Regions from separate parts of the Mus musculus genome. Here region 2 is linked to region 1. A link is a loop called in an ENCODE intact Hi-C map of the cell type or tissue named here. Cell type or tissue: left cerebral cortex. All regions are shown on one strand. Each heading gives the region's core, and the rest is flanking DNA. Links, peaks and the distances in the headings are about the cores only.

Region 1 (5,375 bases), core at 245-5,244:
CCAATACTTTTATACAGATGTAGCAAAGAGGCAGGCAGCCAGAGAGCTGGGGGAAGGAGAGAGACTAGCAAGCTAACGCGCGCCTCTCTCTCTCTCTCTCTCCCTCTCTCTCTCTCTCTCTGTGTGTGTGTGTGTGTGTGTGTGTGTGTGTGTGTGTGTGTGTGTAAGAGGATTGCTAATAACTATCTAGATGAACTTTTCTCGGTACCCCCTTCTTTAAGCACCATTTTACTTCCCTTTGCATCAGCCAAATACTGCCCAACCCCAACCCTGGACCAATTCATCTTGTGGGGGCTCAGCCTGTAAGGACCAATTTTTATATTATCAACAAAAGCGTGTTCTCTAGCCTTAGCAATCTAATTACCATGGCACTTCCAGGGGAGAGAGATTCGCCCGTTGTTTCAGCTCTGCAGAACTGATTCATAGGTTGCCCCTTACAGCTCTTGCACACGCCCACGTGGTACGTTATTAAGACTTAACAGTGGAAGAGGTAGTTCTACCCTCCCTTAGAGCGATATCCTGCAAGGCAATATTTAACATATGCGCAAGTGCATTTCAGTCACCAAAAAAGGGTGACCAATTACCTTTGCAACTAAACAGCAGGCTCACTAGCCTCTTTTCATCAACCTAAAGAAAAGGCTGAGGGCGCGCTGGCTGCCTAGGTAACCTCCTGCCAGTGAACGCTCCCTGGCAGCGCCCACAAGGCGCGCATACGCATTCACAACTTGGTCCAACGATCCGGCCCGCCTCCCTGACTTGTTGAGAGCCACCAGCCAAGTTGTGGCGAGGCTTGTTCCCAATGTCTCCCAAGCGCGGGATGAGCGCCTAGCTGGATGCACGAGTCTTCGGAAGGAGAGCCTGGAAGCCACAAACGTCTGTGTGCAAATACGGCTGGCTGCTTTCTTCCAAGCGCACCTCTGAAAAATTAATCTTTTCGAAACCCATTCTTCCTGCACGTATTGTTAGTATAGCAACTTGCCCTGATTGGATTCTAAGGCAGGCGTTAAGCGCCCAACCGCTGGACAGTCAATCACACAAGGCAATTAATATTCATCTGTTGACAGCGGCAGCCCTGAGCTAAGGTTAAAATATGCCCCTACAAAATGATCTGATTGTGCAGAACAAAAGGCAGGCGCTCTGAAACTTTCCTCTGCCTAAAATCTTCTCCTCTTCGGGGTCCAGCCTGTCAAGGCAGATGAATTTGGGCGGGGGAGGAGTCAAATCCTTTTTGGATTCGTGCTCCGTAGGCCAAGCACCGCCGATTTTTAAAGAGATTTGCCAACCTAGATAAGGGAAGCTGTTTTGAAGGGAAAGGCTCAGTCTTGCACGTTTTGGAGGACCCTCCTACTCAAAAGTTTCCTTCACTGTGTCTTCTCTAGCCTCTGAGGATTCAAAGATTTGTGCTCAACTTTGCCTGCACTTGGGCCCGGCCAGCCTCGGGAACCCAGACTGGGGAACGGAAAGCATGGGGGGACACACGGTGGATAAAGTGTGGCCAGAACTACGGGTCCAGCTAAGGCAGACGTGCTAGTAAGGGAGATAAATTCCCGAGTCACAGTCTTCACGTTGTGAAGCCGGTTTGCTAAGAGCAGAGGGGAGCCAGCTCCCACCTTCCCGCCCTCCCCCCCCCAAAAAAAATGGGCGCTAGAAAGGCGATCTCTGCTGTTCCTCGCTCTGGCTTGCACAGTTCCTGACAGCAGCGTGAGCCCGGGGCATGTGGACAGAGTCCCATACTGTGCTTCCCTCCCTTGGTAGATGGTCCAGGCCCCAGGCACAGCAACCATTCCCAGGTATCCTGCAGCAGAGAGCACGGCCGCTGCGGCCCCACCAGGCTAGCGCGCTCTGGGAAGAGCCACCACGCGCGCCTTGGCTTTCCACTGTGCGCGGGGAATGCTCAAGGGACCCCTACTCACCTGGTACAGGGGTTTCTGGAACCCATTTGAGTCCGGGCTGCAGTCTCTGGAAGAAAGAACGGACCTGGTGACAGGTGGCGTCTGGAGGCGGCGGGGGCTGCGCCTGTCCCAGGCAGCCCAAGCCTAGCAGCATCGCCACCAGCAAGCACGCGGTGCGCACGGTCCCGGCCATCCTGCTTCTTGGGGGAGCGAGGAGAGCACGAGAGAGTGGCAATAAGAGCCGGAGCGGTCCCGAGACTCAGCAAGTCTGGCAGTAGCCCGACAGAGCAAGAGAGGAGCCGCTACCCAGCCGCCGCAAAAGTTTCCTCGCAGCTACCTGGGCGCTGGGCGAGGGCGGGAACAGCTTGGCGGTGCGGGGCGGCCCGGGGCGGAGCCTTGTGGGCGTGGCGAGGAGGGACGGGGCGGGGCGAGGCAAGGCGAGCCGCGCTGCCTGGAGGACGGCGTGGGGTCGTGTAGCTGCTGGCCTGCGGGATGCGGGGCGTGGCAAGGAGCTTAGCTGGGAGATTGGGTTTACCAAGGTGGCGGGCAAGCCTTGGTGGGAGAGGCGCGGGAAGAGGATAAGGAGCGTGTGCGGTGGCTCCCGGCAATCCTGCCCTGACACTCGCTCGCCGCTGCTCTACACTGGGCGCTCTGGCATAACTACTGCAGAGGGGCTGCAGGCTCAGGCACGCTGATTGGCTTCCCAGCAGCAGTCCCCTCTGACTGGCTCTGGGAGAAGTTCCCCAGCCTCACTCCTCCTTTCCGCCTCCCTTTGGCCTACAGCCGGGAGGGCTTTTCCTTTTCAGCCTTTGCAAGCTCTCCATCTTCCTTGGAGTGGAGTGGAGGTCTGCGGTTTAGGTACACACACACACACACACACACACACACACACACACACACACCCGACTCGACCCTAGGCCTTCTCCCACCCAGATCTGGCTCCTTCTGGCCACCAGAGCCCACACAAGGTTTCCTAAGCACAAAATCCCTCTCCTTGCTGTTTTCTGAGAAAGGTTTCTTGGGAACCCTTTCCCAATGCAGCTGTGGCCAAGCCCTCAAAGCCTACCCACAAATAGTCACGTTCCAGAGCGCTGGGGACCTCTGGATTTCACAGCCTGGCTCATCTTTGTACCTAAAAGGTCTGGAAGCCCGTGTAGCTTGCTGGGTCTCATTCAATAGAACCACACAAAGTAAATGTGTGCATGTGTGTGTGTGTGTGTGTGTGTGTGTGTGTGTGTGTGTGTGTGTGTGTGAATTTAGGCACTTGATCCTGATTCCTAGGTGAATCATATCATCTACAGGATAATCACGGGCGACCCTCATAAAGCAAAGTGTAGCTGGTGAGAGTAACTCATTCAGGAAATCATTTTACAGATGAAATTCATTAAGTCATGGTTAGTCTGTTTCATACCTGGAGTAGAGCCCTATTTAGAAGATTTCCTGGATGTCAATCCACGTTTCTTCTACTTAATTCTCACCAATGGAAAGACATTTCTTTGAGAATCAAATGCCCCTTTGAGAAGAAAAAGCATATAATCATTATCTATGCTCTACAGAAATTGAATCATTCCATCAGATTGGTTCTCTTTGTGACTCCACTCATGTGCACACGTAGACAACTTTAGCCCAGTGTCTTGTATGTAGTAGGAGCTCAGTATTTCTACAATTAATGAATTTGATATCTCGGTGTAAACTAGCTTGTTGTCTGATTGTGTTCTTTTTTTTAACTAGACAGAAGTATGCTTGGAGACATAGATAAACACAGCTGGAGGGGGGCTGTGTCTTGAATAGGGGGCTATGAAGAAAGAGAAAGCAATATGAAGGCAACTGAGCAATTTATTCAAGTCTTCATTTGTTCATTCAATAACCATTATTGGAATTCTTACTATGTGCTTGACTCTGTGGGATACAAAGAGAAAACAGAGACACGAAACCCATTCTGTAGTACCTGACCTCAGAGAGTTTCAAATCTAATGGGGAGCCAACAAAGTGAAATGTTAACACATTATGTGTTAAGAGGGAAGATGGAGTTCTGAGGGCTGAGCGGAGGGATCAGAGAAAGTGTCCCAGAAATGCTGATGGCCTAAACTCGGACTTGAAAGCCCAGTAGGGGCTGAGGTGAGAAAAGACTGGGGGAAGGGTGCCCTGGCAAGGAAACGGGGTGAACAAAGAAGAGAGGCCCTGGCATGGCCCATTTGGAGAGTAGGAGGTGCAAGTAATGATTTCAGGCTGAGGAGTTAAAAGAACTAAGGCAGGAGGGAGAGGCGAAGCAAGGGCCAGATTGTGCAGTGTAGAAGCCTGCAGAGGAGTCTGTGGAACCACTTAAGGAAATTCTGAGCATAGGGGTGACATGATCAGATTTGTCTTATTAAAAGATATCCGCAACAGTGTTTCAGAGAATGGTTTGAAGAAGGCAAAAGATTGGAAGCAAGAAGACCAGCTAAGAGGCCCTGAAATTAATGCCCAGAAGAAATGACAAAGGCTTGTGACAAAGGAGTTTTGAAAGGGGAAAACTGTCCCAGAGATATTTAGAAGATAGAATTAAAAGTGCATGCTGATCCAGTGCCTATGGGGGTTGGGTGAGAAGGAGTCAAGGACAGAGGGCTTAGTCACCCCCACTTTTCAACAAACATTTGAGTGCTGCCTATGTATCTGGCATTCTTCTACTTCATAATTCCGCCTGGGGCTAGGCCTGCGCCTGCATTGAACATTTGACAAATGACATAGCCACTTTAAAAGAAACACCAATTAAGAGTCCTAATTTGGCTGGTGAGTTTGATATGTTCCACCTGTGGAGCCCTGTGACCAAAGGGCAAATTGGAAGGCAAGCATTGATTGAATTTCACGACCTCGCAGAGGAAGACATGACCTCCCATAAATTCATGATCTTCCAGAGCTCATGCAACGAACTACAAAGGCAACAGTTGTTTTCAACTACTGGGTATGAAATACCTAGGGAAAAACGTGGCTATGCCTCCTTTTCAATCTGTGCTTTTAATATAGAACATGCTATGCATAAACTAAAGCACTGTTTACAAAATGAAGTGTGGATCCCTGGATTCAATGCAGTGGACCCACAAACTTGGGTTTATTGTCAAGAACTTTATTTCAGTGGGTTACAAACTGTACATATAATGAGTGCATTCCCCTCATAAGCTTTATCAAAACAAAGCTAAGTATCCAGTTCAGCAAAATATGAGGTAGTTTGAAGATAACATTAAGTGGTATTGGAAATAGGAAATACATTGAACCAAATAGGGTGGTCCGTGGGTCCCTAGGGTTTGAGCTAAGTCAGAGACAGACTGGCTCTGAAGTTTGAAGAACTATTTTTTAGCCTGGAAGTTTCTGCTCTCACTCCAAGCACCTACTTCAGAGCTTTTAGCCAAGCAAAGGGAAGAGTTAAAAAAAAAAAAAAAAACAACCTTGCCTAGCAGAAGAAGTGCTTCCATTTTTATAAGTGCCTCTCAAAGGCTTCTAACCTTC
Region 2 (5,375 bases), core at 144-5,143, 160 kb before region 1:
CTGGTCTCCACATGTGTACTATGGTATGTGCAACACACACACACCTCAAAAGAATTTCAATGTCTTTTTGAAAATACTGCACAAACATAAGTGATTGTCATTTTCAATCATCACAAATGGATCATTTTGCTCTTCTTCGGCTTTAGTGAACAAGAGCAGGGAGTACTTAACAGAAGAATTTCCAAAACCGGTGAAATTCTCAGTCAGCTAAAAATTTGGGGAACTCCTGTTGAATACTTTTTCTTTTTTTGTAAAGCTCCCCAAGGCTAATTTCCAAAAGAGTTCTGATCCAGGACATGCAACAAAATGAGGTCAGCGAGTGCGGAGCCCCTGTCCCGCCCCCTACCCAGGGCTCAGAAAAAGGTAACCAGAGGACTCCATGGACAAGGAGTCAGTTGGCTGAATGATAGGGAAGAAATGGAAACCAGTCCTCCCAGAGGCAAACAAACAAACAAGCGCCTCACTCCAGACTCACTGGCTAATTTACCAGCTAAGGACAGAAAGTGGGAGAAGGAAAAACAAAGAAATAGAGAGAAAGAATGAGAATAAAGTTAAAAACCATGAAGGGGAGGAAAAGTACTTTTCAGCAAAGAGGTCCTGGTGATCAGGAGGCGCCAAAGGTAAAGAAGGAACTTCTTCCCCTCCCCCAACCATATGGAGCAGGCTTTTTGTGAAAGAGGAGGAGGTGATTGTTTTCTCAGGAGAGTGATTACACTCAAAGAGGCCCTGGGAAAACTGACCTCTGGATTATACTCATCATATTTTATTGTCTCCTGTGCTGTCCTCTAAATTGGTTGAGACAGTGAAGAGTACGAGATTGTAGTATATATAAAATGTATTTATCTCTATAGTCTCAAACATGTTGATTTTTTAAAAACTCCCTAGATACAACCCACACTTATGCATGACAGTTGATTATATAATGGTGAAATTAACCCTTAAAGGTGAATGGGAGACATTCTCCCAGCTAGTCTTTGAAGTGCTACACAAAAAGGAAGCATGAAGAAAAGAGGCTATTTTCTTCTGAAGAGAAGTCGTAAGAACACTATAGATAGCCTCATGCAAAGAAAGTTGGGAAGTAAAAGCTGACCGGGCCAAAGGCATGGCAAAGTGTCGATGGAATGGGCTCTCCACAAAGGGCATGTCTGTTCTCACTGACATGTGCATGAGGGCTCCAGTTTACTAGTGTGTTGACCACCATGGTCATTTGGTGAACAAAAGAAGCCATCCCTCCATAGAGTTCTCCTGGCTTGGATCCTTTCGATGCAAACCAAGATAGCTTCTACTTAACCCCAAAAGTGAAGTCCAGGAAGACACTGGGGGCATCATCCTGCTGCAGCTAACAAGATGGACCAGCACTAAGTGATCGGATGCTGCAGCTTCTCTGGAAACCTAAGGCATAGCCATCATATGCCCCTCCCCCAACACACAATCAGCTAGGCCCAAAGAGTAGAGTATCTAATAGCACATATAAACAATAAAATCTCTCGTAGGGGTGACTGTGAACTTCTATGTACAAGATACTTTTCAGACACATAATTCTCTATTCAGATCATCAACGAGAGGGAAGTCATTTGTGTTTGTGCTGTGGTTGAGCTATCTGCCCGATACACAGAAGCATCTGAGCAGTGACTTGGGTTGTTCTACCTAGATTCATATCAGAAGTAAGAATATTCGCTTTGGAATCAGGAAATATGTATCATAATCTGATGCTCACCACAAAAGGCCTGGGAGACTTCAGGCCTTTCTGTCTCCCTAGCCTAACTTCTCAAAACCACTTGGAAATTATTTTTTCTCATCATTCCATCACTACCACACAGCATCTCTCTTGAGCTCCAATTTTCTTTTTCTTCAGAGCCCTAGCAAAAGTTTAAGATTGCCATTATTGTTACTTTCTGACTTGGTGGCTTCTTACAAGGGCCTCCTGATTGTCCCCATCCCCCACCCAGTATAATTTGGGGATTTTGTCATTCTTTTTTCACTGTCATATGCTTCATGCCAGGGCACTGTGTACTTAGCATAGACTAATTTTTAAAAATCCTGAATTAAAAGTTATATAGTAAATTACATAGTACATGCTCAATTAATATGTCTGAAATGAGCCAAGGAAGGTAGCGTGATCTTAAGATTAAAGTCATTCCCAGCATTCAAAGCCTAAAACATTGTACCATTCACATCTCAGGAGCTTTTGTGGTAAGGCTCTGGCATTCAAAGAGGCTGTTCCCAACTGATCAGAAAGCCAAGGCAAGCAGTTTTCTCCCCTGGGTTCCTAGAATGCAGAACTCCAGCCTTCGGCAGCTCCCCGAGCTGGACACCAGAGGGCAGTATACCCACACTTACTGCTTCCTTCCAGTAGAGGGCCAGAGCTAGGGGAATCCAAGTTCTGATAAAGGGCAGTACTCTGGTGTCAAATTGGCATGTCAGGACCGGCGCCTAACTGCCCCCTGATGTGAAGAGCTGCAGACTGCAGGACAAAGGGTTCAGTAAAGACTTCATTCAAAATTTGTAACATGGAAATCAAATGTGAACAACAGACCCCAAAACCATCTGTTCTTGCCAACGCCAGGGCAGACGCCATGGCCAGCTGCCAGAATGGTCCTGAATTGTTCTATACACACTAGGGGAGGGAGGGAGCTAGGTTTCTTTTCAACAAAAGACCATTATGCAAAGGACTTCCAAATGCATTTTTTCTTTTGATGTATTCTCTTTAACTAGAGTAATGTAATAAAATGATAATGATAATCTTTTGGTTTGTGATTAGCTTGAGTTAAAACATACACACCAGGAGAGTCATATACACACACACACACACACACACACCCTGCCATCAAAGTAAGCTGACATTAAAAACTGATTGCCTCTCCAAGAAATTTTTCATTATGACTTAGTAAAAATGCATTTTAATTAAACACTGCACATATTATAAGTTGGGGAGGTTTTTAAAAAGAGCATAATTAAATAAAAAATACTTAACACCTTGTTACCTATTAAAGGTACAAACACACAAAAATGTATCAAGGAAAAGTTATTACAGTTAACATATATGAGCATATGTTTAAAATTTCTATTAAGAAATTTAAGGGCTTAATGAGTGTCTGAAACTATTCAGATTTCTAGCTAAGATGATGGATAAAAATACATTTAACAATGCCCTTCTGTGGAATTAAAAGGTTTAATGCTTTTATTAAATATATACCAAACCTTATACCACGCAGACTTTTTTCAACAATTTTCTTCTAAGTTACCACATTCAGAAATACCACAACTCTGAACCCTGGGTGATATCTTTTTATGAACTCCATTTTAGCACAACCCCTCAGGCCACCACTGCCTGACTGCTCACAACACAAATAGCTTATATATTTGTGTATAAAACCAACACTGTCTAGGGCCAGTACCAGATCACTGCCTTGCACCCCTGAGAGCTTTTTGTATGGTATTCCTTCTGTAAACCTTCAGAGAGTCGCTGTAAGCTGGTGATGAATTAAAGTGTTCATTTGGAACGAGATAAGCTTAGCAGACTTGTCCTAGCAAGTTCTTGTTAATAAAGTTGAGAGTGTTTAAACCCTCAGGAGGTGAAAAGAAAGAGCTGGTCCATCTTGAGCTGTCGAAGCTGATCATTTTCAGTTGCCCCCTGATAGCCCTTTTAGCATCACTTAAATGACGCTAATGCAGGAGGTTTCTCCTCTATCTGCCCAAGAGACATTAGAATGAAAGAAAAAAAAAATAAACAGTTCTAAACTTAACAGGAAAAACAAACCTCCACAGAGCACTGGGAAAAGCTAAGCCTCCCAAGCACTTCTTTCTTTCTTTGAACAAGACATTGCAGAAAGCTGGCCCCATTTAGTGCTTTTGTTCCCAGTTGCTCTGGAGTCCCTTCACCTGGGCAGAATGGACAGCAGTAAGCAATGTTTGGTGTCTGCTCCTTTTTAAACTTGTCATTTCTACAGAGCTTTTTAGTTTTTAATCAAGAGAACAGGAAATAAGCTGAAAGCAATAAAACACACACCAGAGCAGGGTCTGTGAATTCCAGAGTCAAAACGTAAGTGCCTGAGAATGTCCCTAAGCACAGAGGAGGCCTCCTCGTGTGTGTAAGTTGCTATGTAGAAATTTGAGGACTTGACAGCTAAATATAGCTTAGGAGAAATGCACAAGTCTACGCCAGGGTCAGGCACCTTCTTAGTCTTGAAGGCACACACATGTGGACGGGTGAGCAATGCAATTTTTTTATCTTTGCCTGCTTCGGGTAGAATGGCTTCTATAGCTCTCTCCCATTCTTTACCCTCCTCCAGCTTTCACTGCTGTGAATTGGTGTTGTAAACCTACCTCCCATCATGGCCTCAGGCATCCCAGAGCCTAAATTTATCTGGATCTCAGCAGAACCTCAGTTGTAAATATTCTCCCCCTTAATCCTGTTTCCAAAAACTAGGTTGCCTACTTAGTGGCTGAATGTGCTAATGGATTTTCAAGTAGAAGAACAGACGTGAAGAAGTAGGCACAGTCCTTTCGGGTTGGTTCCAGCAGCACCCTATCAGAGCTAATCACAACATATTGCAAATAGCCATTCATCCATCCGGGTTCCCTCTAGCCTGTGGACTCCTATCTTCTTGACTTGGTATTTACCTCACAGCGCTGACACTTAAGAGGACATTTAATAAAGATGTGGTTGAATGATCCAATCCCTGTATCAATATTCAATGAAATGGTGGCTTCAGCTGAAAAGCATCTATTATGTGGATCACAGAGAGTTAAAGAAAAAAAAAAAAAAGAAAACAACTTAGTAGCTACAACACACCTGGCGAAAACAACCCAAAAACAACTGATATAATCAAAAGAAGCAAGGAAGTTAAAAGCCATTATATTCCTCAGGTACAATGTCCTTTGGAAAAACTCTTCTTTATCTGCTGGCCAGGGAGCTTGCCCTCCCCTTGTGGTAACTCACAGAAAGTGGTCATAGCCATGAAAAACTACAAAGGCACTGAGTCTGCTTATGGTTTGCTAGGATTAGATATTAAATAAATGGATAAGGGTCACACATGGTCTCAATTCCAAATTCGTGTTGCAATGCCTGGTCAAGGTGGGGTGAAGCAAGAGAAAATTTCAAACTTCTATTCTGAATAGCCTGACTTACATCCAATAAGATAGATTGTTACAAAAAAAAATCCAGCAAAGTGCCATTTTTCATTCAAAACTTCAAAAAAAAATACCAGTAAAACAAGTTTAGTATCTTGCATGTGTATCTAAACACTTACGGACTTAAAATATGATTTTAAAAGGTTATATTACAAGTACTATAAATCATATTGAGACATTTGCAAAGCATGTTATGTACTGGAAGACTAGTCTATCTCTCTGGACGGCTACAGTATGAAAGA

Evidence for each region. A loop is a pair of places that touch in the nucleus more often than their neighbours do. Peaks named below come from ENCODE experiments on the same cell type or tissue, not always from the same donor. Only the 100,000 strongest peaks of a DNase experiment are listed, where the experiment ranks them.
Region 2: a loop joins it to region 1, with 2.0 times the contacts of the local background. A loop is called at or near these places in 1 of 42 quality-filtered maps.

The regions. Positions count from the first base shown.
Region 1 is chrX:52,611,720-52,617,094 of GRCm38, forward strand. It overlaps Gpc3 (glypican 3), which reads right to left and starts at 2,255. Exons shown (of 8, transcript NM_016697.3): 1 at 1,914-2,255. The coding sequence starts at 2,085. The region is part of intron 4 of A630012P03Rik (RIKEN cDNA A630012P03 gene); the gene reads left to right. In left cerebral cortex, for the core only: a CTCF peak has its summit at 2,532; DNase peaks (open chromatin) are centred at 757, 2,297 and 2,509; H3K4me3 peaks cover 1,731 bases.
Region 2 is chrX:52,451,188-52,456,562 of GRCm38, forward strand. All of the region lies in intron 2 of Gpc3 (glypican 3), which reads right to left. Among named protein-coding and RNA genes, the nearest start is that of Mir717, 31 kb to the left of the region's middle. In left cerebral cortex, for the core only: a CTCF peak has its summit at 2,331 (motif pointing right); a DNase peak (open chromatin) is centred at 2,332.